Linked DNA regions of Homo sapiens: region 2 is linked to region 1. Evidence: read pairs that join two places in POLR2A ChIA-PET (ENCODE). Cell type or tissue: Caco-2. All regions are shown on one strand. Each heading gives the region's core, and the rest is flanking DNA. Links, peaks and the distances in the headings are about the cores only. Region 1 has its middle 33 kb from the start of HNF1A-AS1. Region 2 overlaps SPPL3 (signal peptide peptidase like 3).

Region 1 (15,368 bases), core at 7,660-11,659:
CACATGAGGAGGGCCAGCTCACGCCTGTAATCCGAGCACTTTGGGAGGCCAAGGTGGGCAAATCACTTGAGGTCGGGAGTTCGAGACCAGCCTGGCCAACATGGTGAAACCCCGTCTCTACCAAAAATACAAAAATTAGCCAGGCATGGTGGCATGTGCCTGTAATCCCAGCTACTCGAGAGGCTGAGGCAGGAGAATCACTTCAACCTGGGAGGCGGAGGTTGCAGTGAGCAGAGATAGTGCCATTGCACTCCAGCCTGGGTGACAGAATGAGACTCTGTCTCAAAAACAAAAAAGGACATGAGGAAACTTCTAGGAGTTGTAACGATATTAATTATTTTGTTCTTCTTCCCCCCCCCCCCTTTTTTTTTTTTTGAGACAGAGTCTTGCTCTGTTCCCCAGGCTGGAGTGCAGTGGCATGATCTCAGCTCACTGCAACATCCACCTCCCAGGCTCAAGCGATTCTCCTGCCTCAATATCTTGAGTAGCTGGGATTACAGGCGTGCACCACCACACCCGCCTAATTTTTGTATTTTTAGTAGAGACGGGGTTTCACCATGTTAGCCAGGATGGCCTCGATCTCCTGACCTCGTGATCTGCCCGCCTCGGCCTCCCAAAGTGCTGGGATTACAGGCATGAGCCACCATGCCTGGCCAATTATTTTGATCATGGTGATGGTTTCACAGGTGTAGGCTTATATCAGAATTCATAAAATTGCGTGCTTTAAATGTGTACAGTTTATTGTATATCAACTATACCTCCAAAACACTCTTTTTTAAAAATATACTCACTCTGGCATTTTTTTGAGACTGAGAAAAGATTTTAATTACTTCCAATTATATTTTTCTGCCAAATAAGTCACCATGCAGAGACGAGGCAATGAGAAGCCTTAGTTATATTTGGCTTACATATATTACGCATAGAGCTTGGTGCCTGCCTCAATAAATAGCAGCGCTCCAGATATCATCTGACTGACACAGAGGAAAACTCTCTATTTAGACCAGAAGTTGCAAACTCAGAACCCTTTAGGGTCCAAGCAGGTGAAGCAAAGCAAGACAAGCGTATACAACATGTAATGGCAGAGACTATGGCAAAAAGAATTTATGTCCAATCTAAGTGCATTTAATTGCTGAGTGCTAAACAACAGACATTGGTGGCCTGAATTGGGCAAGTCCTGGGGTGTGGTCTTGAGGGACCTTCACTCTCCCTATAACTAGATACTCCATGTAAAATGGGTCCATGTAACTTAGTGATGTGATAGTGTATTAGTTCATTTTCACAATGCTGATAAAGACATACTGGAGACTGGGTAATTTAGAAAGAAAAAGGGTGGACTCACAGTTCCACGCGGCTGGGGAGGCCTCACAATCATGGCAGAAAGCAAAAAGCACGTCTTACATGGCAGCAGGCAAGAGAGAATGAGAGCCAAGTGAAAAGGGAAACCCCTTATAAAACCATCAGATCTTGTGAGGTTTATTCACTGCCCTGAGAGCAGTATGGGGGAAACCGCCCTCATGATTCAATTACCTCCCACCAGGTCCCTCCCACAACACATGGGAATTATGGGAACTACAATTCAAGATGAGATCTGGGTGGGGACACAGCCAAACTATATCAGATAGCAACAGCTGATCTTTTAGAAAATGCTTTTATTGGCGGGGCGCAGTGGCTCATGCCTGTAATCCCAGCACTTTGGGAGGCCGAGGCGGTTGGATCACCTGAGGTCAGGAGTTCGAGACCAGCCTGATCAACATGGAGAAATCCTGTCTCTACTAAAAATACCAAATTAGTTGGGCGTGGTGGTGCATGCCTGTAATCCCAGCTACTTGGGAGGCTGAGGCAGGAGAATTGCTTGAACCCAGGAGGCGGAGGTTTCGGTGAGCCAAGATCACACCATTGCCTCCAGCCTGGGCAACAGAGTGAGACTCCGTCTCAAAAAAAAAAAATTAAAAAAATTAGCTGGGCATAGTGGTGGGCACCTGTAATCCCAGCTACTCGGGTGGCTGAGGCAGGAGAGTCACTTGAACCTGGGAGGCGGAGTTTGCAGTGACCCTAGATTGCATCACTGCATTCCAGCCTGGGCGACAGAGTGGGACTCCGTCTCAAAAAAAAAAAAAAAAGAAAGAAAGAAAAAGAAAAAAAAAGAAAATGCTTTTATTTGGTGCTCCCAAGAACTCTGTGCACTAGATAGGATTATTTCCATTTTTCCAGATGAGAAAACCGAGGCTCAGAGATATCACCTAGGCTCCTCCCCAGGGCCAATGAAACAAAGACCCAGACTTACTTCTTCTTACCCTGGCCTGAGTTTTGTTTTGTTTTTTTTCCCCACCCAGCCACACCGAGATTGTATTGGCTTTGTTTATTTCCATGGGGTAAACCCATGGAAAAACCCAACTTTCTCTTCCTTTCTGAAATGACTGCTTCCAGGGGTCAGTGAAGTTTTGGAAGAAGGAGAAGGCGCACGGCCCCCTGGTGGATGCTCTCGGAACTCTAAGGGTTGGAGATACATACTTCTACCCACCTGCCCATTTCAAGTTGATATTTTTGTTTTTTATAAGTTCTCTTCTTAAGAAGTTCATCTGGCCGGGCACAGTGGCTCATGCCTGTAATCCCAACACTTTGGGAGGCCAAGGTGGGTGGAGCACCTGAGGTCAGGAGTTCAAGACCAATCTGGCCAACATGGTGAAACCCTGTTTCTACTAAAAATACAAAAATTAGCTGGTCATGGTGGTGTGCTCCTGTAATCCCAGCTACTTGGGAGGCTGAGGCAGGAGAATCACTTGAACCTGGGAGGCGGAGGTGGCAGTGAGCTGAGATCACGCCACTGCACTCCAGCCTGGGTGATAACAGTAAGACTCTGTCTCAAAAAAAAAAAAAAAAAAAAAAAGAAGAAGAAGAAGTTCATCTGTGTCCAAGAATTCTGAGATAATAATACAGGTAAATCCACTTTAAGAGATCCACTATTTAAGAACTTATTTTGCAAAATAGATTTGTTTATTCATTCCATAAATACATATAGCTGGTGTGTGACAATCTTAACAGTGAGTGGGGGCTGGGCGCGATGGCTCATGTCTGTAATCCCAGCACTTTGGGAGGCCGAGGCAGGAAGATCACTTGAGGCCAGGAGTTTGAGACCAGCCTGGCCAACATGGTGAAACCTTGTCGCTACTAAAAATACAAAAATTAGCCAGGCATTGTGGCGCACACCTGTAATCCCAGCTACTTGGGAGGCTGAGGTGGGAGAATCCCTTGAACTCAAAAGGTGGAGGTTGCGGTGAGCTGAGATGGCACCACTGCACTCCAGCTTGGGCAACAGAGCAAGACTCCATCTCAAAAAACAAACAAACAAAACAAAACAAAAAAACAGTGAGTAGGACTAACTCCATGCCAGACACAGCTTCAAGTGCTTTCTAGATATTCAAATATCTGTCAAAGATATGTCAAAAAAAGCAATAATTTAAGGTGGGTTCTGTTATGTCTTATCTGCTTGGTCAGCCACAGCAAAGTACTGTAGATTGAGAAATTTCTTCCTTTTTTTTTTTTCTTTTTGAGACGGAGTCTTGCTCTGTCACTCAGGCTGGAGTGCAATGATGCGATCTGGGCTCACAGCAACCTCCACCTCTGAGGTTCAAGCAATTCTCCTGCCTCAGTCTCCCAAGTAGCTGGGATTACAGGTGTGTGCCACTATGACTGGCTAATTTTTTTTGTATTTTTGGTAGAGACGGGGTTTCACCATGTTGGCCAGGCTCATCTTGAACTCGTGACCTCAAACGATTTGCCCACCTCAGCCTCCCAAAGTGCTGGGATTACAGACATGAGCCACTGTGCCTGGCTAAGAAATTTATTTCTTATAGTTCTGGAGGCTGGGAAGTCCAAGATCAAGGTGTTGGCAAGGTAGATTTTATTCTGAGGCCTCTTCTCTGGCTTGTAGACAGCTACCTTCTTACTGTGTGCTCACGTGACCTCTTCTACCTCTCTTTTCTTTTCTTTTCTTTCTTTCTTTTTTTTTTATTTTTTATTTTTTTTGAGACAAAAATCTCGCTCTTGTCCCCCAGGCTGCAGTGCAATGGCACGATCTCTGCTCACTGCAACTTCTGCCTCCAGGGTTCAAGTGATTCTCCTGCCTCAGCCTCCCGAGTAGCTGGTATTACAGGTGCTCACCACCACGCCCAGCTAATTTTGTATTTTGAGTAGAGACAGGGTTTCACCGTGTTGGCCAGGCTGATCTCAAACTCCTGACCTCAAGTGATCCGTCCACTTCAGCTTCCCAAAGTGCTGGGTTTACAGGTGTGAGCCACCCTGCCTGGCCCTCTTTCTTCTTTCTTTTCTTTTCTTTCCTTCTTTTTGAGACAGAATCTCACTCTGTCACCCGGGTTGGAGTGCAGTGGCGCAATCTTGGCTCACTGCAACCTCTACCTCCTGGGTTCAGGTGATTCTCCCATCTGGGCCTCCCACGGGACTACAGACGCGCACCACCACACCTGGCTAATATTTTTTTTTCTGAGACGGAGTTTCACTATAATTTCCCAGCCTCAGGTATTCCTTTGGCAACATCTATGGCCTAAGAGAGGTAGGGTGAGGGTGGAATGGTGGAATGGGTGGTCTCTTCTCCAGGCCTCCTTTAAATGGACACCTTGCCCTCTAGTGTACCTCACCCTCTTTCCCCACCAGCATAAACATCTTTTTTTTAATTTAAGAGATGACGTATTGCTATGCTGTTTGGGCTGGTCTTTGAACTCCTGGCCTCAAGCAATCCTCCTACCTCAGCCTCCCAATGTGCTGGGATTACAGGTATGAGACACCAAGCCCAGCCCATCTACAATGCCCAGCTCACATAAACATCTTGATTCAACATACAGAAAACTTCAGGAGGGCATCAATTTTTGAAGAGTCAAGGTGGTCCTATCTAGAATCAACCATAAAGGGAAGGGAGGGAGGAAAAGATGCCTGACACATTTAAGCACTTGCCCTGTGCCACTGTGTTTAAATTATTTCATTCATTCATTCATTCATTCATTCATTCATTCATTCGGAGGAGGAGGAGGAGGAGGAGGAGGAGCCCCATGAGACAAAAAAAAAGGGCTCACCAAACCTATTTCCTCTTTCTGAGCACTGACTGGGTTACAGTTCCTAGCCCCCTTGCAGCTAGAAAGGGACATGTACTTTGCACTGTCAGTGGGCAGAAGGGATGTACCCGCCCACCAGGGCTGGTCATAAAACATCCAGTCTGATCTTTCATGCTCTGTCTGTCTCCTGTCCATAAGGATGAGGGCAAAAGAGTTTAAGATGGTGGAGCCTTATTATGCAAAGGAACCCAATCCCAGCGTCCACTGGAAGAAGACTGCCCAGGACTTCTACCTTCCCGGGAACATCTGCCCAGAGTCCACCAGCTGGAAGAAGACTGCCCAGGACTTCTACCTTCCTGGGAACATCTGCATCAGACTCTGTGGGGTAGGGAAATAAACCTTCATTGTGTTCAGCCAGCGAGATATTTGTCATTGTTACAGTAGTGAGCCAATCCTGATAAATACATGGTATTTGATAGACCCATTTCACAGAACGGGAAAACAGAGGCTCAGTAGATGGAGCTCACACTACTCATAAGTAGTACAACAGGGATTTGAACCAAGCTCTGTCTGACACTAGATATCCCTTTCATTGGTTCTTTTTCTGTTTTTGTTTTTGTTTTTAAGAGATGAGGTCTCGGCCGGGCATGTAATCCCAGCACTTTGGGAGGCCAAAGGGGATGGACCACTTGAGGTCAGGAGTTTGAGACCACCCTGGCCAATATGGCAAAACTCCTTCTCTACTAAAAATACAAAAATTAGCTGAGCATGGTGGATCATCCCTCCAGCTACTTGGGAAGCTGAGGCAGGAAAATCGCTTGAACCCGGAAGGCAGAGGTTGCAGTGATCACACCACTGCACTCCAGCCTGGGCGACAGAGCAAGACTCCATCTCAAAAAAACAAAACAAAAGAGATGGGGTCTTACTCTGTCCCCCGGCCTGAAATGCAGTGGTGCAACCATATCTCATTGTAACCTTGAACTCCTGGACTAGAAGCCATCCTCCCGCCTTGGTCTCCCAAAGTGCTAGGATTACAGGCATGGGCCATCACATCTGGCCTCATTTGCCCTTTTCTTTCTTTAAACAACTTTTTTTTTTTTGAGACAGTCTCACTCTGTTGCCCAGGCTGGAGTGCAGTGACGCAATCTCCCCTCACTACAACCTCCCCCTCCTGGGTTCCAGTGATACTCATGCCTCAGCCTCTCAAGTAGCTGGGACCACAGGCACAGAGCACCACGCCTGGGTAATTTTTGCATTTTTAGTAAGAGATGTCATCTACTCCACTAGAGCCACCGTGCCTGGCCTAAACAACTTTTTTTTTTTTTTTTTTTTTTTGAGACGGAGTCTTGCTCTGTCGCCCAGGCTGGAGTGAAGTGGCACGATCTCGGCTCACTGCAAGCTCCGCCTCCTGGGTTCACGCCATTCTCCTGCCTCAGCCTCCCTAGCAGCTGGGACTACAGGCGCCCGCCACCATGCCCGGCTAATTTTTTGTATTTTTAGTAGAGACGGGGTTTCACTGTGTAAGCCAGGACTAAACAACTTTTTAAAAACTGCATAAGAAGCTGGCACAGTGGCCGGGCGCGGTGGCTCACGCCTGTAATCCCAGCACTTTGGGAGGCCGAGGCGGGTGGATCCCGAGGTCAGGAGATCAAGACCATCCTGGCTAACACAGTGAAACCCCGTCTCTACTAAAAATACAAATAAATTAGCCGGGCGTGGTGTCGGGCGCCTGTAGTCCCAGCTACTCGGGAGGCTGAGGCAGGAAAATGGTGTGAACCCCGGGAGGCAAAGCTTGCAATGAGCCAAGATTGCACCACTGCACTCCAGCCTGGGTGACAGAGCAAGACTCTGTCCCAAAGAAAAAAAAAAGAAGAGAAAAGAAAAAGAAAAAGAAAAAAAGGAAGCTGGCACAGTGGCATGCACTTATAGTCCCAGCTACTCAGGAGGCTGAGGCAGGAAGATTGCTCAAGCCTAAGAGTTCAAAGTTGTAGGATGCTATGATCGCACCTGTGAATAGCAACTGCACTCCAGCCTGGGAAACATACCGAAACCCTATCTCTTAAAAAAAATACCATAAGCTGCATAAGGAATATGTACAGTGTTTCACGTGAATGCAGCCTAATTCATTTAGTCAGTTTCCTATTCCTGCAGGTTGTTTCTGTTTTTTTCCCCACTGTCATAAGCAATCATTCCATGAATATCCTTGTAGCTAAAGATTTATGCATAATCCTTCATTGTTTCTTTGGGATAAATTCTTAGCAATGGAATCTCTGGGTCAAAGTGCTTGCACATTTTTTTTCTTAGGCTTCAGAAATACATATAGCAAATAAATCCCACGTCCTTTCTATTGCCCTATGCTGGTTCCCAAGCGGTTGGCTGATGACTGGGAGGTGCCTTGAGGTTTCTTTGACGTCTCTGGCCTCAGCTGTAGGACAATGGGGAAGTGGACCCAGAGCTGCTGGCTGCATGTGGGTCTATGAAATCAAGGAAGGAAGAAGTCTGCTGGGGAAGCAAGCCCAGCTGACCAGAGGGTCTTTTTTTTTTTTCTTTTTTTCTTTTTTTAAGAGACAGAATCTCACTCTGTTGCCCAGGCTGGAGTGCAGTGGCATGATCATAGCTCACTGCAGCTTCCATCTCTTGGGCTCAAGTGATCCTCCAGCTTCAGCCTCCTAGTAGCTGGGACTACACCCCCACACCTGGCTAGTTTTTTTATTTTGTATTTTGCAGAGAAGGGTCTCACTGTATTGCCCAAGCTGGACGGGACTTAGCCATTTTTGTATAGAGAGCATGAAAAGGGCTTCTTTTTCCAGCTCCATTCATTCATTCAAAAACTTATTAAAGATTATGTATTATTTGAATAGCTAAGCTGTGAACATAGTAAACATTCAGAAGACAGAAGGTATAGAGTGAAAAGTTCCCTTTCCACCTCATGTAGACATGCAGGTTCCCACTGTAGAGATAGCTAATCTCCTATGGATAAGCAAGCCAAAATGTACATATACTTTTTTTTTTTGACTGGTTGTGGAACTGTGAGTTTTACCTTGCTGAGTATTTTTGTAATCCTATGTATATTCTGGAGCTTTTGTCTTTGAAAATGCCTACTTTTTTAAACACAAAGAATAGCATACTATACATACCATTCCATTCCACACCTAGCTTTTTTTCACTTAGCTGTACACTTTGGAGATTGTTCTATATCAGTGCACATCCATCTACTTTGTTCATTTTTTAAATCTTCCTCCTGCCTCAGCCTCCTGGGTAGCTGGGGACTATAGGCATGCACCACCATGCCTGGCTAATTTTTTCTATTTTTTGTAGAGATAAGGTCTCATTGTGTTGCCCAGGCTGGTTTCAAAATCCTGGCCTCAAGTGATCCTCCTGCCTCGGCCTTCCAAAGTACTGGGATTACAAGCGTGAGCTACTGTGCCAGCCCTGTTCATTTTTAATGGGTGTATAGTATTCCATTGTAAAGCCATGCTATGATATATTTAATAATTCTCCTTTCATGGACATTTAGGTTGTTTTCCGTCTCTTGGTATTATAAACAGGGTGACAAGGAACATCCCTCACCAGATATTTATTAGGGTCCCCCAAGGTGCCAGGTAGTGAGTATAAGGTAGAAAATGAGACAGATGAGGTTCCTGCCCTTAGAGAACTTAAAATCAAGTTGGGGAGAGGCCATCAACAGTAGGGCTGGGTGCAGTAGCTCACATCTGTAACCCCAGCACTTTGGGAGGCTCAAGTGGGGAGGACCACTTGAGCCTGGGAGTTCAATACCAGCCTGGGCAATACTGTAACACCTCATCTCTATGAAAAGTAAAAATAAATAAATAAATAAATGAGCTGGGTGGGGTGATGCACACCTGTAGTTCCAGCTACTCCAGAGGCTGAGGCAGGAGGATGGCTTGAGCCTGGGAGGTGGAGGCTGCAATGAGCTGTGATTGTGCCACTGAGCAATGAGCTATGATTGTGCCACTGAACCACATCCTGGGCAACAGAGTGAGACCCTGTCTCTAAAAAAACAAACAGTCACAAAAACAAGTGAAGAATGTAGGGGCGGCAAGTGTGTCGTGCCCTGGGAAGCACTCACAGGATACTGACCCACAGGGGCAGTGCCAAAGAGGGGTTGGGGGTGGGTTTAGCCTTCCTCCCTTTCATTTCCATGAGCAGGAGTAGGGAGGGGAAAGGCTGGATATTGACATGGACAATTTGTCAATCTCATGGAAAGGAAAATATTATCTTATTTCTGAATTCCCTAGAAGTGGAGTCTGAGACAGGCATACACAATTCACTAAGGAGTGAGGGAGAGGAAGCAGGATGGGGAGGATCAGGGTCCAAGCCTCAGGTAAAGTCTATTCTTGGCCTGACCCACACCATGGGGAGGGTGTGCACTGGAGTCTAAACTGCGCCATGGAATCCTCCCACCTTGAGGCAAGGAGGACAGCCTTTTTTTTTTTTTTAGATGGAGTCTCGCTGTGTCACCCAGACTGGAGTTCAGTGGCATGATCTTGGGTCACTGCAACCTCTGCCTCCTGGATTCAAGCGATTCTCCTGCCTTAGCCTCCGGAGTAGCTGGGATTATAGGCATGCACCACCATGCCCAGCTAATTTTTGTATTTTTAGTAGAGACGGGGTTTCACCATGTTGGCCAGGCTGGTCTTGAGCTCCTGACTTCAGGTGATCTGCCCGCCTCAGCTCCCAAAGTGTTAGGATTACAGGCGTGAGCCACTGAGCCTGGCTGAGGCCAGCCTTTTGTACCCGTTTGATGTCATTGCAGGCTGCTAGGCAGGGGAGTGGAATGGAGATGTCGTAACCTCCCAGGAGTGGCAGGGCCCCTTGCGTGAACACAGTTCTCTGGAGAAGGGAGCAGCCAACACTCCTAGCAGCTGGGGAATGGAAGCATCTGCTGAGAAAAAGGATCTGGGCAGGACACCCACAACGTCTTCTACAGTGACCAACAGGTAGCTCCAAGACAAACCCCCTCACTCTGCCCTTCCAACCTCATTACCCACCCCTAGTGCCTCTTAGTGGGAAGATCAGTGAAGGCTTCCCTACCAGTCTGGGCAACATAGCCAGACCCAGTCTCTACAAAAAAACTAAAAAATTCAGGCCGGGCGCAGTGGCTCACGCCTGTAATCCCAGCACTTTGGGAGGCTGAGGGGGGCGGATCACCTGAGGTCAGGAGTTCGAGACCAGCCTGACCAATATGGACAAACTCCATCTCTACTAAAAATACAACATTAGCCGGGTGTGATGGTGCATGCCTATAATCCCAGCTACTCGGGAGGCTGAGGCAGGAAAATTGCTTGAAGCTGGGAGGTGGAGGTTGCGGTGAGCTGAGATTGCACCATTGCACTCCAGCCTGGGCAACAAGCGCGAAACTCTGTCACAAAAAATAAATAAATAATTCACCAGCCTGGTGGTGCGTGCCTGTGATCCCAGCTACTCAGGAGGCTGAGACGCAGAGGTTGAGGCTGCAGTGAGCCGAGATCGCTCCACTGCACTCCAGCCTGGGCGACAGAGTGAGATGCTGTCTCAAAAAAAAAAAAAAAAGAGAGAGAGAGAGAGAGAGAAAGAAGGCCTCCCTGAACCCTGATTTTCCCTGGAGACCTGAAGGATGAAGAGGAGTTAAAGGCAGAAGGGAATAAGGAGCCGGAGAAGCATTCCAAGCAGAAGGCCGGCACTTGCAGAGGGAGGGAGGCAGGAAGGAGGATTGCTCATTTGAGGAACTGAGAGCCAGCCAGTGAAGAAGAAGTGGGGCTGGAGCTGGGGTGGAGATTGTGCTGGGTCTTCAACTTTATCCTCAGGGCACTGGGGAGCCACTGGTGGTTTAGAACACAGGAATGACATGACCTGACTTTCAAAGGACTCCTCTGGCTGCTGTGAGGAGGATGGACCCTGTGTGGGTTAAGGGCAGAGGCTGAGAGTCCAGTGAGGAGGTTAACGGTCTCATCCAGGCAAGCAGTAACCATGTTCACACAAAAACTTATATATGAAAGCTCATAGCAGCTTTATAGTAGTTCAAAAGTGGAAACAACCCAAATGTCCATCCACCGAGGGAACAGAATGTGGCCTATCTGTACAATAGAATCATTCTGACCATAACAAGCAATGCAGCTGGGCACAGTGGCTCATGCCTGTAATCCCAGCACTTTGGGAGGCCAATGTGGGTGGATCACTTGAGGCCAGGAGTTCAAGATCAGCCTGGCCAACCTGGTAAAATCTCATCTCTACTAAAAATACAAACATTAGCCGGGTGTGGTGGCACAGGCCTGTAATCCCAGCTACTCGGGAGGCTGAAGCATGAGAATTGCTTAAGCCTAGGAGGCGGAGGTTGCAGTGAGCTGAGATCGTGCCACTGCACTCCAGCCTGGGCAACAGAGCAAGAGTCTGTCTCAAAAAAAAAAAAAAAAAAAAAAAAAAAAAAGAGGAATGCAGTACTGACACACTGCAACATGGATGAACCTTGAAAACATTCTGCAGAGTGAAAGAAGCCAGACACAGAAGACTGTAAATCGTATGATTCCATTTATATGCAATGTCCAGAATAGGCATCTCCATAGAGATAGAAATTAGATTAGATGTTGACAAGGGCTTGAGGTTGGGGGTGGTGAGAGAATGGGGAATGACGGTGAATGGGTGTGGGGTTTCTTTGGGGAAGATAAAAATGGTTTGGAAGTAGATTATGAAAGTGGTTGGGCAAGTTGATAGCTACACTAAAAACCACTGAATTGCACACTTTAAAAGGGTGAATTTTATAGTTTGTGAACTATATCTCAATCAAAAAAGGAGGAGGAGAAGGAAGAAGAAAAGAAGAAGAGGCTGGGCACGGTGGCTCATGCCTGTAATCCTGGCACTTTGGGAGGCTGAGGCAGGCAGATCACTTGAGACCAAGAGTTCAAGACCAGCCTGGCCAACATAGTGAAACCCCATCTCTACTAAAAATATAAAAATGAGCCAGCTGTAGTGGTGCACACTTGTAATCCCAGCTACTTGGGAGGCTGAGGCAGAAGAATCACTTGAACCTGAGAAGCGGAGGTTGCAGTGAGCCGAGATCACACCACCGCACTCCAGCCTGAACAGAGCGAGACTTTGTCTCATAAATAAGTAAACAAATGAATAAATGTGAGTAACATCCTATATTAGTTTCCTACTGCTGCTGTAGAAATTACCACAAATATTGACTTTACACAAGCTTATTCTCATAGTTGCGGAGGTCATGAATCTGACATCGGTTTTATAGGGCTAGTTCCCTGTGAGGGCTCTGAGGGAAGAATGTGTCCTTGCCTTTTTCATCTTCTAGAGGACCACCTGCATTCCTTGGCTCACATTCCCTTCATCGATCACTACAACCTCTTGTTTCCATCGTCAAATCTGCTACCGCTCACTCTGGTGTGCCCACCTCTTCCAAGGACCTGTGTGATTATATTGGGCTAGATAATCCAGGATAATCTCCTCATCTCAAAAATATTAATTTGATGCATCTACAAAGTCTCCTTTCCTATAATCATAGGTTCTAGAGTTCTAGAGATTAGGACATGGACATCTTTTTTTTTTTTTTGAGACAGAGTTTTGCTCTTGTTGCGCAGGCTGGAGTGCAATGGCGCGATCTTGGCTCAACGCAACCTCCACCTCACGGGTTCAAGAAATTCTCCTGCCTCAGCTTCCTGAGTAGCTGGGATTACAGGCATGTGCCACCACGGCCAGCTGATTTTGTATTTTTAGTAGAGAGGGGGTTTCTCCATGTTGGTCAGGCTGGTCTTGAACTCCCAACCTCAGGTGATCCCGCCACCTTGGCTTCCCAAAGTGCTGGGATTACAGGTGTGAGCCTGCTCCCGGCAGGACCTGGACATCTTTTAGGGGTTATTATTCAGCCTACCACACACTTACCAGATTTAAAATTCTATGATGTACACTTACCTACAGTATCTCATTTAGATACTTATGAGGTGTTATCATTCCTATTTAATGAATGAGAACGCAGGTCTAGAAAGCTTCATTGCTTAGCCACAGTCATATAGTCAAAGAACTAGAAACTCAAACCGGAGTATATGGCCCTAGAGACCATGTAACAGCACTACACACCACTTCTCCTCCACCAGGCTGCCTGTAAATCACGGGCCTTTGGCCTCTCATTTTCTTGTACAACTCAAAAAAAAAAAAAAAGAAGAGGAAGAAGAAGAGGAAGAGGAGGAGGAGGAGGAGGAGTAGGCGGTGGCAGCGCCATGGCTCAAGCCTGTAATCCCAGCACTTTGGGAGGCCAAGGCAGGAGGATTGCTTGACCCCAGGGGTTTGAGACCAGCCTGGGCAACATGACGAGACTTTGTCTCTACTAAAAACAAAAACAAAAAAAACTTGGCTGGATGCAGTGGCACATGCCTGTAGTTCAACTAGTTGGGAGGCTGAGGCAAGAGGATTGCTTGAGCTCAGAAATTCAAGGCTGCAGTGAGCTATGATTGTACCACATCACTGCACTCCAGCCTGGGTGACAGAGCAAGACCCTGTCTCTCTGACAGAGGAGAGAGAGAGAAAGAGAGAGAGAGAAGGAATGAATTGACCTAAGAAGGAAAATGGCTGAATTCGGGATATATTTTGGATGTGGGTTACTTAGGGGACACAGTGGGGCAGGAATTGGTCCTATGTGAGTCCCTGCATCCCTCAAGTGTGCCACTGGAAGAAAAGCAGAAGGAGCAGCAAGTATGGAGCCCATGTCAGGGTGTCACCAGCTCCCCAGTGTGAGCCACTCACAGAACGCAAAGGCCATGCAGTGCTGGGATTCAGAAAGTATCAGATTTCAAGGCCTGTGTGTCCTTGGGTGAGTAGCTTGGCCTCTCTGGGCCTCTGGATGGACTGGGGGCAGCGAGTCTATAAAGCCCTGAGCTGCCTTTCCTGCATTCTCAGCACATTATTGGAACCTGAGTGCATCGTGACAGCCCGGTGTGCTGACAGCTGGCAGAGTCCACACGCCTCTTCTACGCGTGGCTTCAGTGTCCTCTCATAAACCTGACCCTGCCCGGTCAACCCCAGCTCTAAAAAGAACTGTCCAGCCCTAAGTTAGGACAGCATTTTCTCCTCTGTGACTTCACTTCCGTTGCACCCTTTTTTTTTTTTTTTTTTTGAGACAATCTTGCTCTGTTGCCTAGGCTGGAGTGCAGTGGCATGATCTCTGCTCACTGCAATCTCCACTTCCCAGGTTAAAGCAATTCTTATGCCTCAGCCTCCCGAGTAGTTTGGACTACAGCTGCATGCTGCCACCACGCCCGGCTAATTTTTTTTTTTTTTTTTTTTTTGAGGTGGAGTTTCGCTCTTGTTGCCCAGGCTGGAGTGCAATGGCACCACCTCGGCTCACCGAAAGCTCTGCCTCCTGGGTTCAAGCGATTCTCCTGCCTCAGCCTCCCAAGTAGCTGGGATTACAGGCATGTGCCACCATGCCCAGCTAATTTTGTATTTTTTTAGTAGAGATGGGGTTTCTCCATGTTGGTCAGGCTGGTCTCAAACTCCCGACCTCAGGTGATCCGCCCACCTCGGCCTCCCAAGGTGCTGGGATTACAGGCGTGAGCGACCGAGCCTGGCCTAATTTTTTGTGTTTTTAGTAGAGGAAGGTTTTCATCACGTTGCCCAGGCTGGCCTTGAACTCCTCAGTCCAGGCAATCTGCCCTCTTCGGCTTCCCAAAGTGCTGGGATTACAGGCGTGAGCCACCACGCCAGCCCCTTTATAGCATTGTTTTATTTTCATTTCTCCCCTGTGTTCTCTCCCAGCTTTAGCCATCCTTTAGGATGTTCCTCCATCTTCCACCCTCCACTTCCACCAAGGTGCCTCATTCCTGGTCGCCATGCCTCACATTCCTCTCCCTTCTCATGAGTCCTGAAGCACTTTACAGTTCGATTAGAAAACCAGAGTCAGGAGGTCTGGATTTGACATGTGGCTTGACCACAAGCTTTCTGTGTGACGTTGGGCAAGTCATGAGCCTGCTCTGAGGCTCAGTTTCTTTATTCCGATATTGAAAGACAAGAGGGTCAGATACTTGCCCTCACCAAGCTGGATCATTTCGATTAAATATCTAGGGTGGATGTGGTGGCTCACGCCTGTAATCCCAGCACTTTGGGAGGCTGAGGCAGGCGGATCACGAGGTCAGGAGATCGAGACCATCCTGGCTAACATGGTGAAACCCCATCTCTACTAAACATACAAAAAATTAGCCAGGTGTGGTGGCGGGCGCCTGTAGTCCCAGCTACTCGGGCGGCTGAGGCTGGAGAATGGCGTGAACCCGGGAGGCGGAGCTTGCAGTGAGCCGAGATCGC
Region 2 (15,368 bases), core at 4,701-8,700, 110 kb after region 1:
AAAGGTCAGTACTGTGCAGACTCACAGTCAGCTTCATGTGTATGTGTCAAGATGAGATCTCAGTTTTCAGCTGTAGCCCCGCATTTAGAGCCCACTTCAGTTATATAAATTAAAAATGGATCTCACCACTTAAATATTCCTCTGTCACTTGAAACTCAACACACACACACACACACACACACACACACACACACACACACTTTAAAACTCAACAACTCTTTTTTCTCCCTAGTTGTATGCATCTGTTTTTCCTCCTTTTTTTCTCTTTTTCCTTTTTTTTTTTTTCTTTTTTTTTTTTTGGAGAGATGGAGTCTCACTATATTGCCCAGGCTGGTCTCCCAACTCCTGGCCTCAAGTGATCCTCCCACTTCAGCTTCCCAGAGGGCTGGAATTATAGGCATGAGCCACTGCGCCTGGCTTGTTTCATGTTTTTATTAACCTACTACCATCCTCTCATTTACCCAGCTTCATTCCTACATGTCTCTTGCTCCTCATACTAAGTCATTCCCAAATGCTCTCCATCCTATTTGTTAAAATGTTTCTGGTGTCTGCCTTGATTCAGACGTTCTTCCTAGAATATTATATTAGTTTCCTATCGAGGCTGTCTCCTTTTTAAGGCCTGCCACAGTCACATTTAACCTCTTTGGCCAACCCTGTTTTCCTCTGTTCCCTTTCTGGTACCCATGCTCCAAGTAAGCTCCAAGTACTTAACACATGCCCCACACTTCTTTGTCATTATGCCATCGTTCTTATTGTACCCTTTGCTTTTGAATCTTATTCTCCCTAATGGATCTCACATTTTCAGATCCTACTTATTCTTCAAGAATAATTCGAATTTTACCTCTTCAGAAGGGGCTAATTTGACCTTCTCCGATGGAAGCAATCTCTTCTTCCTCTGAACTCCTATAGTGCTTATGTTCCTTTATTGAAATGTAGATTTCTTTGTAGTGCATTTAAAGTTATTTTATGCACATCTTATTACTTAGATTGTAATCTTGACTCAGAAGCAGTGAGTTATCACCAGATCCCCATAGTGCTGATGTGGTGCCTAAAATAGTCTCTTATGCTTTGGAAGTGCTCAGTAAAACATTTGTCTAACACACTGGTTGTTTGTAAAGAGTCTTCCTGTGCAACTCAAATCTCTAATATTAAACTACAGTATGGAAACAGGCCTCCTATATGGTATGGTGAGCTTTGGACCTGCTGTGAGGGCAATCTTGGGTTTCTTCCTTGGATATAAGGATTTCCAAGTAAAATAAAAAGAATTTCACTTTCATTTCCAAATAGCTTTTTTTTTTTTGAGACGGAGTTTCGTTCTTGTTCCCCAGGCCGGAGTGCAATGGTGTGATCTCAGCTCACTGCAACCTCCGGGTTCAAGTGATTCTCCTGCCTCAGCCTCCCGAGTAGCTGGGATTACAGGCATGCGCCACTACACCTGGCTAATTTTTTGCATTTTTAGTAGAGATGGGGTTTCTTCATGTTGGTCTGGCTGGTCTTGAACTCCCGACCTCAGGTGATCCGCCCACCTTGGCCTCCCAAAGTGCTGGGATTACAGGTGTGAGCCACCGTGCCTGGCCCCAAATAGCTCATTTTCTTTAAGAGGTGGCACACCTGTATTTTTCTTTCTCTTTTTTAATATTAGAGTCAGAAAATAATAATATAAGGCAAAACCAATCTCACAATTCTTGGGGGATTAATTAAATGTCCTACTCTGTGGTACACAGTCTAAATGTTGCTTCTTGCTTATCTCCAAGGTGTCCTGTTTTTATGAGTAATAATAATGAAAATGTTGTCACAGGGTTATTTTGAGTATTAAATGAGCTGATTCAGTTAAAGCACTTATTTAGCACAGTACCCCACACATAGGAAAAGCTCGATAAAACTAAGCAGATACAATTGCTATTATGAATTTACAGTTTGAGATTTCAGATTGGTGATAAAGAGGCAAGAGCTGTAGCTGGTTTTTTATATTTTGAACTGTGCTGAGTAGTTCTTAGGAATTAGATTAGTCCTGAAATGTTATGTCAGCTGAGAATTTTGGTTTCTAGGTGACAGTACTGCAGTAGGCACAGGACTGGCTCTCCCTTTAGAACAAAAGGCTTTCAGTGGGAATTCGTAGTGGCTTCTTTGGTGGTAGTGGTGTGAGGGGGTGGCAATTATCAGATTCTTTCTCTCAACTCCCAGATTAAAATGACAGTGTAAAGGAGAAAATGGAGAGCCTCTGCAAAAAGGATAAGGAACTACAGAACTACAGGGGAACAGATGGCTTAAAGAGATGGGAGAAGAGAAGCAATTCATGTTTTGTTTTTATTAAGCACACACCTATTAGTGGAAATGATAAACTCCACAGTAGGAAGGGAAAGCTGTATTAGAGATACAAGTGGCTGAGACATGAATTCCCAAGGTATCCTAACCTCTGCTTCACATAAACAGTGGCATAAACAGTGAGCATGCAAAGTGGAATATAGAAATAGAATTTTGGAGAAATTTATTTTAGAGGAGTTTGAATGGGACCTGATTAAAGGACTTATGAAGAGTGGACATTTCTACCTTTTGTAAAAGGAAACATGCTTAATTTGGGGTGAGTGCTGGAGGACCCATTGTATTAGGGTTCTCCAGAGAAATAGAACCAATAGGGTATATATGATGTGTATGTAAGAAGAGATTTATATAGGAATTGGCTCGGGCAGAGATGGAGGCTGTGAAGCACCACCATCTGCAAGCTAAAGAACCAGGAAAGCCAGTGGTGAAACTGAGTCCAAGTCCAAAGGCCTGAGAGCCAGGAGAGCCGATGGTGTAACTCCTGATCTGAGTCTGAAGGTCCAGGAATCAAGAGTGGGAATGTCTAAGGACCGAAGTTGAATGTTTCACCTCAAGGAGAGAGAGAGAGAGAGAGAATTTGCCCTTCCTCCGCCTTTTTGTTCTGTTCAGGCCCTTGGTGGATTAGATGATGCCCTCCCACACTGGGGAGGATCATCTGCTGAACTCAGTTCCCACTTCAGTGCTGATCCCCTCCAGAAACACTCTCACACACAGAAATAGGCAGCAAACAGAAATAATGTATAACCACGTAGCTGGGCATCCTTTAGCTCAGTCAAATTGATACATAAAATTAACCATCACATCCATCAAGCTACAGTAAGCAGAACTAAGTGATGGCTGGGCTTCCTTCTAGGGTCACAAAAAAGTCAGCCTGATAGGACTTCTAAGTGAAATGAAGGAATGCAGTGATGTTTACCCAAAGTGAAACAACAAAACTATGAGATAAGTAATGGGATTATCTCTGTTTTATACCAGACTGGAAGCTTAGAACTGAATTCCTCACCACCCTTGCTCTCCCCAACATATGCATGTACACCTTCTCTCTCTCTCTCTCTCTCTCTCTCCTTCCCCCCCTCCCCCACCCCTCCCCCTCCCCTCCCCTCCCCTCTGCTCTCCCCCTCCCCACCCCTCCCCCTCCCCTTCTTCCCCCCTCCCCTTCCCCCTCCCCCTTCTTCCCCCCTCCCCTTCCCCCTCCCCCTTCTTCCCCCTCCCCTTCCCCCTCCCCCTTCTTCCCCCTCCCCTTCCCCCTCCCCCTTCTTCCCCCCTCCCCTTCCCCCTCACCCCTTCCCCCTCCCCCCTCCTTTCCACCTCCCCCCCACCCCTCCCTTCCCCCTCCCCCCTCCTTCCCCCTCCCCTCTCCCTTATTCCATCTCGTTTCAGCTGATGGTGTTTCATTCTCCCAGTTGCTTGGTCGTAGTCATCTTTGGCTTCTTTTTCACTCATGCTCTGTGTTCACTCTGTCAGGAAATCCTGTAGATACATCTTCCAAATATTAATGTATCTAAGACCAGATAACTTCTCACAGCTACCATGAGTTTCACCCCAGTACCAGCCACCATCTTAACTGTCTTTTCACTGGGATACTAAAGTCAGATTTTTAAAGGTGTAGTTCGTGAACAGTGAAATTTACTCTTCTTTTTTTTTTTTTTTGAGATGGAGTTTTGCTCTTGTCACCCAGCCTGGAGTGCAATGGTGCGATCTCAGCTCACTGCGACCTCTATCTCGCGCATTCAAGTGATTCTCCTGTCTCAGCCTCCCAAGAAGCTGAGATTACAGATGCCTGCCACCACAGCTGGCTCATTTTTATATTTTTAGTAGAAACAGGGTTTTACCATGGTGGCCAGGCTGGCTCAAACTCCCGTCCACAGGTGATCCGCCCACCTCGGCCTCCCAAAGTACTGGGATTGCAGGTGTGAGCCACCACACCCAGCCTCAGTTCTTTATTTGATATGTATTTTGCAGAATTTTCTCCTGGTCTATGTCTTGTGTTTTCATTTTCTTGACCAGTGTCTTTCAAAGAGCAGTTTTGTTTTGTTTTTTTTCTTTTTTGAGGCAGAGTCTCCCTCTGTCACCCAGGCTGGAGTACAGTGGTGCAATCTCAGCTCACTGCAACCCCTGCCCCCTAGGTCCAAGCGATTCCCCTGCCTCAGTCTCCAGAGTAGCTGGGACTGCAGGTATATACCATCATGCCGGGCTAATTTTTGTATTTTTAGTAGAGACGGGGTTTCACCACGTCTGCCAGGCTGGTCTCAAACTCCTGACCTCAAGTGATCCGCCTGCCGTGGCCTCCCAAAGTGCTGGGATTACAGGCGTGAGCTACCGTACCCAGCCAAAGAGCAGCTTTTATTTTGATAAGGTCTGACCTATCAAATTTTCTTTTATGATCTGTTCTGTGTTTTAAGAAATTTTTAACCTAACCCAATGTCACAAAGATTTTTCTGTTTTCTTCTAGAAGCTTTATGGATTTCAGTTTCACATTTAAGCTTATGATCTGTTTTTGCATACAGTGTGAGGCTTTTTGTTTGTTTTGCATATTTACATCCAGTTGTTCAAACACTGTTTGTTGAAAAGACTATTCCTAGTCTGGGCCCAATAACTCATGCCTCTAATCCCAGAACTTTGGAAGGCTTGAGGCAGGAGGATCACTTGAGCCCAGGAGCTCATGACCAGCCTGGGCAACATAGAGAGACCCCCATCTCTACAAGAAATAAAAATAAAAAACTTAGCCGGAAGTGGTAGCACACACCTGTAGTCCCAGCAACTCGGGAGGCTGAGGCAGAGGATCTCTTGAGCCCAGGAGTTCGAAGCTGTAGTGAGCTGTGATCACGCCACTGCACCCCAGCCTAGGCAACAGAGCAAGACTCCATCTCTAACACAAACAAAAAAGACTTTCTTTCCTCTTGGAACTTTTGTTAGAAATTCATTGGTTATAAATTTGTGAATTTCTGGAATCTATGTTCCATTGAACAGTACGTGTATTCCTCACCAATTCACACTATAAATACTGTAGTTTTATAGTAAGTGTTTAAATCAGTTAATGTGAATCCTCCAACTTTTTTTCCCCAAGATTGTTTTAGCTATTCTACTTCCTTTGCTTTCATACAAATTTTGGAACTAGCCGATGGATTTCTGCAGAAAGGAATTTTGTAGTTTTCAGTCTCATTGATTTCTGCTCTGTATTACTTCCTTCCTTCTATTTGATTTGAGTTTAATTTGCTCTTTTTTTTCTAGTTTTTTTTAAGGCAAAAACTTTGATTTTTGAACCTTTTTTTATTTTCCAGTATAATCACTTAATGCTGTAGATTTGCCTGTATAAACATTGCTTTAGCTGCCTTCCACATATTTTGATATGTTTTGTTTTCATCCTCATTCAGTTCAAGATATTTTCTAATTTTCCATGTGATCTCTTATTTGACCCATGGGTTATTTAGGAGTGTGTTTAATTTCCACATATTTGGGGATTTTCACAGATTTTCCTTTGGGTGATTTCTAATTTAAATTGTAGTTGGAGAGCATATTTCGTATAATATCAGTTCTTTTAAATTATTTGAGACTTAGGCCAGACGTGGTGGCTCATGCCTGTAATCCCAACACTTTGGGAGGCTGAGGCAGGCAGATCACCTGAGGTCAGGAGTTGGAGACCAGCCTGGCCAACATGGCAAAACCCCATCTCTACTAAAAATACAAAAATTAGCTAGGTGTGGTGGTGTGCACCTGTAGTCCCAGCTCCTCGGGAGGCTGAGGCAGGAGAATCACTTGAACCTGGGAGGCGGAGGATGCAGTGAGCCAAGATGGCACCACTGCACTCCAGCCTGGGCAACAGAGTGAGACTTGTCTCAAAAAAAAAAAAATTATTTGAGACTTGTTTTTATGGGCCAGTCTGGAAAATGGTCCATGTGTGGTGTTTACCATTAGCTCTTGGAGGGTGCGTTTTGATTCATGATACAACTTAATGATCCCAGCTGAGGCTGGGGGGCACAAGCCAGGTTGAGCTAGGGAGTGTTGTAAAATGGTTTAAAGCATGACCTCTGGATCTAGAACCAGGCTGCCTGGATGGGAATGCTAGTTCTTCTTCCTTGAAGCTGTGCAGCTGTTTGACCTTGGACAAACTAGTTCATCTCTCTGCTTCAGTATCCTCATCTCTAAAGCTGATAGTGGAAGTATGTTCCTCAGGGAGAAGTTGAAAAGATGAAATGAGGAAAATGTAAACAGCTTGTATGAAGTCTAGCAACTCAGTAAGAGCCCCCAAAGTATTATTATTATTATTGTTATTATTATTATATTATTATATTATTATTATTATTATTATTATTATTGTTCCTGTTATTATAGCAGCAGTTATATTTCTTGGTCTCATAGGCCTTTCAAATAAGTTTTGTCTGGCTTCTTGGATAGTTTTTAAAGAACTACTTCCCTGTTAAGGGTATTTCTCATGTTTATTATATAAAGAAGTTCAGATAACTTTTGTTTGGCTGTTTGTGGCCCCCCTATATAGAGGAAAACATAGTTTGGAAAAATCTTTAAAACCCACACTTTCAAAATACTGTGATTTAAACTCTAACCAAGAATTTGACTCCTGCTAAGTCAAGTTTCCTCTGAAAACATTCTCGGGGTTGGTAGAAATCACCAACTGGAGAACAGAGTCCAGCACCCTTTACAGCTACCAAATAAAAATAACCTCTTCCAGTATATGACTTTTAAATTTTGACACTCATTTTATGAATGTCTCAATTTTGTCAGGATTAATTAGAAAATTCATAAATAAAATCACCCAGGGCATCTCATTGTTATTTTAGTTTCAAACAGTAGATTGTATTGGTGTTTTCTCCCCTCCTGGAGTCCTGGACAGCAGGACTCCAGGTATAAACTTAGGTGAAAACTCCAAGACATTATTTAATGTGAATCTTTTTAGAGAAGCTAAAGATCAAAGACCTTAGTCATTGATCCTTTGTATATACTTCTGAAAAACGAGGGTATTAAATATTCTTCTTATTGCTAAGGCCAGAGACAGCTGAGTGTCTGCTTTATGGAGCGATTTTGCAGAGACTCTTATCACTTACTAGGCTGTGTAACACTGAACAGGTTTCCCCTGGCACTGTTTGGTGGTGCTGTTTGGGCTTGCTGTTAGGTAAGCTTTAGGCCAGGTGGAGGTGATCCGTGTCAAGGGTTCTGCCTTAAGTTGTGACCTCTAACTGTCTCTGCCACATACATGAGTGCCTAAATTGGGATTTCGATGCCCAGTCAGGTATCCAGCACTGTTAGAGGGCAAGGCAGGTAGGTCTAGGTTTGAGTTTGTCATAACCCATGGAAATTTTGACTCTTGCCCTGCTTTCTTTTTTTTTTTTTTTTTTTGGAGACAGTTTCAATCTTGTTGCCCAGGCTGGAGTGCAATGGTGCAATCTCAGCTCACCGCCACCTCTGCCTCCCAGGTTCAAGCGATTCTCCTTCCTCAGCCTCCTGAGTAGCGGGGATTACAGACATGTGCCACCATGCCCGGCTAATTTTGTATTTTTAGTAGAGACAGGGTTTCTCCATGTTGGTCAGGCTGGTCTCGAACTCCCAACCTCAGGTAATCCTCCTGTCTCAGCCTCCCAAAGTGCTGGGATTACAGGCGTGAGCCACTGCGCCCGTCCTAACTCTTGCCCTGCTTTCATTCTCTTGACCAGTGAGTGTGTCACCAGAGATAGACACCCTGGACAAAGAGAGGTCCCATTAGTTCTTCTTTCAAAATATAGTTTGTGACTATAGCACCTCCTCTTTCCACTTCGTACTAACCTAGACTTGATCACCTCATGCTTAGATTATCATAAGAATCTTACTTGGTCTCCTTGATTCTAGTCTCTTCTGCCCAATTTATCTACACTGAATATTTCTGCCTGACTGATTTTCCAAAAATATTATAGACTCTTATGATTTTTACTCTACTAGTTGAATAAAAGCAATGTTTTCAGGTGACGTTAAAACTCCAGCAGCTAAAATCCTGCTAACAAACCTTGACTTCAAGTACACCATAATTTAACCCCTCTGTAAACAGAAGCTGATCTTGCAGTGAGTCTCTCTGGAATTCCATTCTTCCGTAAGACAAGCGATATTTGCTCCTGTTGATATTCCTGTGTACATGTGCCCTGTTACTAGAGAGTTAAGATCATGACCTTTATTCTTTTGGGATTTGTTTTCTCACCTCCACTCTCTTTTCTCTCTACCAAGCCAAACTCCTTTCAGGTGCTCAATAAACAGATGCTCTTTAGTGTTTCCTAACTCACAGAAAAATTTTTCTCTGAATACATCAGGTCTGTTTGATAACAAATTCAGTTAACTGAATTGGGGCTGCTTTTGCCATAATTTCCTTTTTAGTGTGTCAGGCTTGTTTTTTCAAACTAAATAATTGGCTGGATTATATAGTTTTTCAATTATTAATTTAGTAAAACTTTATTATTTTGGATTTAATGAATTAAAATTTGTGAACATTGTTCTGGATCAAACTGACATTATGTAAGTTTGGATCTGTCCTTTTTTTTTAAATGAGTTTAAGGTGTTAGTAATTAAGATTCCATTTGTGTTATAAATATAATGACTATCCAGTAGACTTAAGGTAGTGTCATATAAGGAAGGGCACACTATGAGAAAGGGACTGGGGGTGGGGGGCATGTTTACCCTTTAACATTTGTTCCATTCCATCTGCAGTTAAGCTTTCTAGAAATATGTTGTTACAGTAGCTACTTAAGTGTTTTTAAATTGTCTTTTCAAATGAATAGGGCATGGAAGTTTGTTACTCTTTTCTGTGTGAAAAACAGTGTCAAAAGTTTAAGAAGGCCAGGCAGCTTCACGCTTGTAATCCCAGCAAGTTGGGAGGCCAATGCTGAAGGATCACTTGAGTCTAGGAGTTCAAGACCAGCTTGGGTAATATGGCAAAACCCCATCTCTACAAAAATTGCAAACAAAAAAAATTAGCCTGATGTGGTGGCATGCGCCTGTCTCCCCAGCTACTTAGGAGGCTGACATGAGAGGATCACCTGAGCCCAAGGAGGTCAAGGCTGCAGTGAGCCGTGATCATGCCACTACACTCCGGCCTGGGTGACAGAGTGAGACCTTGTCTCAGAAAAAATAAAAGTTTAAGAAAACCATTGTATTTAAATTGGGCTCTTTGAAAATTAAATTCTGCTATAGAACTTACTCTGTAGTATTACTTGTTAAATTCTATATCCGACTGAAGAACACAAGCTTTTAGTATTTAGTATAAGTGAAAAATATAGCCAAATCAGACATCACTAACACTTTTTTGTCTTTTTTGCTAACGTTTCCACCAGAATCCTGTGTTCCATTAAAAAAAAATTTTAGTGTTATTTTAAAAACTCAAATAATACAGAAATGTGAAATAGTCCCATTTTTAATAAAAGTGGTTTTATGTGATACGTAGGTCTTCAGCTTGCTTCTTCCTAACAATTCTTCGTGCCATTCTTTTAAATTTCTTTGTGGGCTGGGTGCAGTGGCTCACGCCTATAATCCTAGCACTTTGGGAGGCTGAGGCGGGCAAATCACAAGGTCAGGAGATCGAGACCATCCTGGCTAACACCGTGAAACCCCATCTCTACTAAAAATAGAAAAAATTAGCTGGGCTTGGTGGCGGGCGCCTGTAGTCCCAGCTACTTGGGAGGCTGAGGCAGGAGAATGGTGTGAACCCGGGAGGCGGAGCTTGCAGTGAGCTGAGATTGCGCCACTGCACTCCAGCCTGGGCGACAGAGTGAGACTCCGTCTCAAAAAAAAAAAAATGTCTTTGTGATAGAGTGAATTATATAAAACACAATGACTATAGTAAAACAAATAGGTTAATTCACCCCACTATGTTTCTGTTTTTTCATCTGTACAAAATGGGGATCATAATGGGAAGCTCTTAGGACAGTGCTGGGCACATGACTCAGTAAAAGATTGCTGTTACAACTTGGAAAAGGGAATCATCAGCCTATATAGATGATAACCAAAGGCATGAGAGTAGACAGTATCACCCAGAGATGAGATGTGGAGTAAGAAGTAAAGAGAACTGATGACAGAGCCCTGATGGGCAGAGGAGAAGGAGAAAATACGGAGCCAGAGAGCAGGGAAGAAATCCAGTAGGATGTCGTGGGAGCTGGGATAAAATTGTTTCAAGAAAAGGAAGTGGCTACTGTTGTCAGATCCTGCAAGGGGAGCGGGGATATCAAGTAAGATATTGACTGAAGTGTTACTAGATTAAGTAACAACAAGATTGTTGATGATCTTGGGGAGAGCAAATTCCATGGAGTGCTGGGGATAGAAGGCACAGTGTGACAAGGAGATACCAGTGAAGACGGCAAATACAGCCAGATCCCTAGCTTTGGTAGCCCTATGTGAACTGGCCTTTCTTCCTTTTGTTCTCTGTCCTCCCCGCCACCGCCGCCGCCCCCCCACCCCCCACCCCCACACACACACTCTCCGTCTCTCACAGACACCTTTGTGGGAATATGCTCTAGCTCTTGCTTTTTGTCTCTTGCACGCATGATCACTCACTCTTGCTCTCTCCTCTCTAGCCCAACTGAACTGCTTGACTACTTTGTGAACTCCCAGCAGGTCGCACTGTCACATAGGCCTCCATGCTGAGTTCCTACACCTGTCTGTTTAATTTGGCAACCTGTTTACTTCTTTTTGTCTCCCTGTTAGGCAATTCTTGGTGGGTGGTAGGGGCTGAGTCTTTATCATGGAGTGCTAGTACCTAGCAGAGTCCTCATGCATGTGGTGATACATAAGATAGGACAGAACAGTGACCAGAGGTATTTATTCTAGTTGGAGCTTGTAACAGACATTAGATACTGCAAGATGATGGAGAGATTTGGTTTGATTTTTAGATGTGTTGAATTTGAGGTGACCGTGGTATATGCAGGTAGAAGTGTGCCCCCAGGGTCATTGGAGATTTGCTACTGAAATTCAGTCTGTCTAATCCCTCCTTGCTCTGGGGCTCAAGAGACTTTCCTTCTTCAATTTTTTCATCATCCCAGACAGAAACCCTAGTTTGTCCTGATAGAAGTAAGGGATGAACTGTGATTTAAACTCTTAGGCTCCTGTTTGCTTGTCCACAGAATTTGTCACTAGGAGAGGTTAGCCCCCAGGAAATAACTAAATGTCAATCTGTAGCATTCATTTTTAAAAGTCACTGGAAATTTTCTTCTTGAAGTTAGATTTTGGAATTGTAGGGATGCTTTTAAGACTTCGTTTCTAGAATCATTTCTAAAACTATTATCAGCATTAAATGGCAGGGAATAATCTTTTAATGAAACAGATACAGTAAAAACCAGTTCTTTTAGAGGTTAAGAGCAGTTTTTAAAATTTTCCTTAAGTTTTATAAAAGTTGTTATTGTAAAATATACATAACATACAATTTGAAATTTACCATTGAACTTTTTCTAAGTGTACAGTTCAGTAACATTAAGTACGTTCACTTATGTTTTGTGCAACAGTCACCACTATTCATTTCCAGACCTTTTTCATCATCCCAAACAGAAACTCTGTATGCATCAAACAAAAACTCCCCATTCCCTTTCTCTCCAGTCCTGGTATCCGCTATTCTGCTTTCTTTTTCTATGAATTTGCCTAATCTAGGTCTGTCATATAAGTTGAGTCATAACAATATTTGTCTCTTTTTTCTGGTTTATTTCACATAGCATCATGTTTTTGAAGTTGATTTATGTTGTAGCATGTATCAGAATTTTCTTCTTTTTTAAGGATGAATAATATTTGATTGGATGGCTGTACCACAATTTATTTATCCATTCATTCACCGATAGACACTTGGGTTACTTCCACCCAACCCAACCCATTATTCACGGCCCAGCCATTGTGAAAATTGGTGTACAAGTATGTTTGAGTCCCTGCTTTCAGTTATTTGGGGCAAATACCTAGGCTTTAGTAAGTTTTATGAGCACATATCCTGAGAGGGTATTTAGATATCCAGTAGCATTTTTCTTATGAAATAGTAATTTCAACCAGCATGTTAACATAGATTTTTGCAAGTTTTTAAGGAGATTTATTTTGTACAAGTTCTAAAGCAGTCTTGGATCATGATACAAAGATACCTTCAAAAGCTGTATTATAATTTTTTTTTTCTGTAAATAAGTCCCTTGGCCAAATAAAAATGCAAAACTGCTTTATCCAGCTTGTACCTATTGGCTTTGTCCGAGGAAACCAGTTGCCTAATTTCTTTCCCTTGCCTTATGTTTGCTGCAGCCAGCCCAGGGCTGTTTCCGGCTGCAGTGTTGAACACAGGAACCACAGTGTGTTGCTGGTTGTGTGCGCAAGTCACAATCAAAAGCGCATGCTTTGGAAACTATGATGTGAGGACCTGTCTTAGAGGATAATTCATAGGAAAAAGTTGAAGCATATTGCCATCGAAGCCTTTAATGTGGGGTCTTCTTTCTGTTTCAATCCCTCTCCCCGCCCCCGGCAATAAATCCTTTCTTATCTATCCTAGGCAATAAGATGTATTTGAAAACAAAATTACTCCAGATCATCTTTACTGCCTTGAAGACTAATACCTTTCTTTCATATGAATTTGCTCAGTCAGCAGATTTTGTATCTCTGATGGAAGTAATCATTTTTTCATTGTATTAGTCTTGGTAAAATATAAAATATTAACATATAGTATATTTCATATATGTCTTTCCATGAAATATTTTGTGATAATGCAGGGATAATATTTTGATATTTTTGTGGAGGTGGGATCTCCATATGTTTTTCAGGTTGGTCTTGAACTACTAGGCTCAAGCAATCCTCCTGCCTCAGCCTCCCAGAGTGTTGGGATTACAGGCGTGAGCCACTGCGCCCAGCCTTAAGTAACTATTTTATTTACTACTTGTACCTTGCACGTAAATGGTTAAATTTAATGTATTAAATTTTTATTTCATAACATACCTATTCTGTTATTAAGCTTGCAATACATATTTGGTTTTTTCCTTTAAAATATGGGGAAATGTGGAAAACAATGATCTCCAACATTATAATGTTAGACTAATATTTTTAGATAGGCCGGACACAGTGGCTCACGCCTGTAATCCCAGCACTTTGGGAGGCCGAGGCGGGCAGATCACAAGGTCAGGAGATCGAGACCATCCTGGCTAACACGGTGAAACCCCGTCTCTACTAAAAAATAGAAAAAATTAGCCGGATGTGGTGGCAGGCGCCTGTAGTCCCAGCTACTCAGGAGGCTGAGGCAGGAGAATGGCGTGAACCTGGGAGGCGGAGCTTGCAGTGAGCCAAGGTTGTGCCATTGCACTCCAGCCTGGGCGACAGAGCGAGACTCTTGTCTCACAAAAAAAAAAAAAAAAAAAAAAAATTTAGAGAAAGATACAAATTAAGTCCTATTTCAACATATTTCCATAAAGGGAAAAATGAACATTTCTGTAAGCATGGAATACAAGTTTTTTTGCATATAATTTTTAAATTTGAAATTTTGGATAGCAAAAAAATTCTAACAACCTTTGGTGTTTTGTGATCTGTAAGAATTGCATGTGAGAAGGTGTTAGCAGTTTGCATAGCCAGAGCTTATGGGTAAAGGTAGAAGGCAGCAATTCCCGAAATGTGGCTCATGGACCATGGGAGATTCCTGAGACCCTGTCATGGGGTCCATAGGGTCATACGGTTTTCATAGTACTACTAACATTACTTGTCTTTTTCATTTTCGCACCTTTTTTCTCATGGTGGCAAAGCAATGGTGGGTAAAACCTCTGGTGCGCCCTCACCTGAATCAAGGCAGTGGCACCAGGCGGTCCTGGTAATCATGGTGTTCTCCATCACCAGGCACCCAGCTTATCTTCTGAAATGCCATTTACACTTAGAATGTTCTTGACGAAGCAGTAAAAGTTTCTTTTGTTAAGTTTTAACCCTTGAGTACACTAAGTGATAAAATGGAAATTTTTAATGATAAAATGGAAAATTTCCACAAAGCACTTCTGCTGTATTCCAAAGTACCATTGGTTATCTTGAGGAAACCACTTGTGCAGTCATTTGAGATGCTAACTGAACTAGATTTGTTTAAAATTGGAATACCATTTTTACTTGAAAGAATGACTTTTGGGCATATTTGGCAGATAGTTTCTCAAAAACGAATCAAGTGAGCCTGTCACTTAAAGGGAAAAAAAGTGTTTTTATCAATGATAAAATTTGAGCTTTCAAGTGAAAATAGAATTTTTGAAAATTTGTATTTGCTACCATAAGCCCCAAGAATGGTACTAACAATATGATTTTTCAGATATTGTATAATGAAAAGAGACAACATCTGGAAGAGCGGCATAACTCAGCAAATCAGTATCTTCCAAATTACCAATGCATGATGTTACAAAATCATCCATGGGTAAAAGATTCACACAAAGTTCAGGATAGTCCAGTGGATTTTAATGTAATATAGTAAAATTCAAAAAAATCCATTGAGATAGTTTCAAATTCCACATTGCAGTAAACCTTTAAGAAATTACCACTTGTTGAATTTTAGTGTAGTATCAAAGAAGAATATTGATAGTTATCTGAAAAGGCTATGAAGTACTCCTTCTTTTCCAACTATCCATCTGTGTAAAGCTGGATTTTTTTCCCCATGGAGTTCAGTTCAAACAACATATGACAGTAGATGGAATGCAGAAGCCGATATGAGAATCCAGCTATCTTCCATTTAAGCTAGACATTAAAGAGGTTTGCAAACATGTGAAGAATGTTCCTTGTCTCGCTTAATTTTTTTGTTCTGTTTTGTTTTGGAAAATAGATATTTGCCCTTTAAAAAATGTTATTTATGTTAACATGTAATGGTTTTATTGTGTATAAATAATATTTTAACTTTTTCTCAGTTTTAATTTAATACGGTAAATATCACTAACCCACATGTGCTAAAGCTCTTTGGGAGTCCTCAATTTTAAGAGTGTAAATTGTTCTGCAACCACAAAGTTAGAGAAGTGCTGGTCTAAGGCAATGTCTGTGCAGTGTTAGAATAGTAGTTGCTTGGTTTTGGGGTGGACAAGAATGCTTTCATTGTATAGCTGGAAGGCTGACACATA

Evidence for each region. Peaks named below come from ENCODE experiments on the same cell type or tissue, not always from the same donor. Only the 100,000 strongest peaks of a DNase experiment are listed, where the experiment ranks them.
Region 2: POLR2A ChIA-PET joins it to region 1 with 8 read pairs; 3 of 35 experiments call an interaction of 5 or more read pairs at or near these places.

What each region holds. Positions count from the first base shown.
Region 1 is chr12:120,931,839-120,947,206 of GRCh38, reverse strand. No RefSeq gene overlaps it. Among named protein-coding and RNA genes, the nearest start is that of HNF1A-AS1, 33 kb to the left of the region's middle. In Caco-2, for the core only: no CTCF peak of the experiment used is centred there; a DNase peak (open chromatin) is centred at 9,876.
Region 2 is chr12:120,818,599-120,833,966 of GRCh38, reverse strand. The region is part of intron 1 of SPPL3 (signal peptide peptidase like 3); the gene reads left to right. Among named protein-coding and RNA genes, the nearest start is that of SPPL3, 78 kb to the left of the region's middle. RefSeq lists an enhancer at 11,010-11,079. In Caco-2, for the core only: no CTCF peak of the experiment used is centred there; no DNase peak of the experiment used is centred there.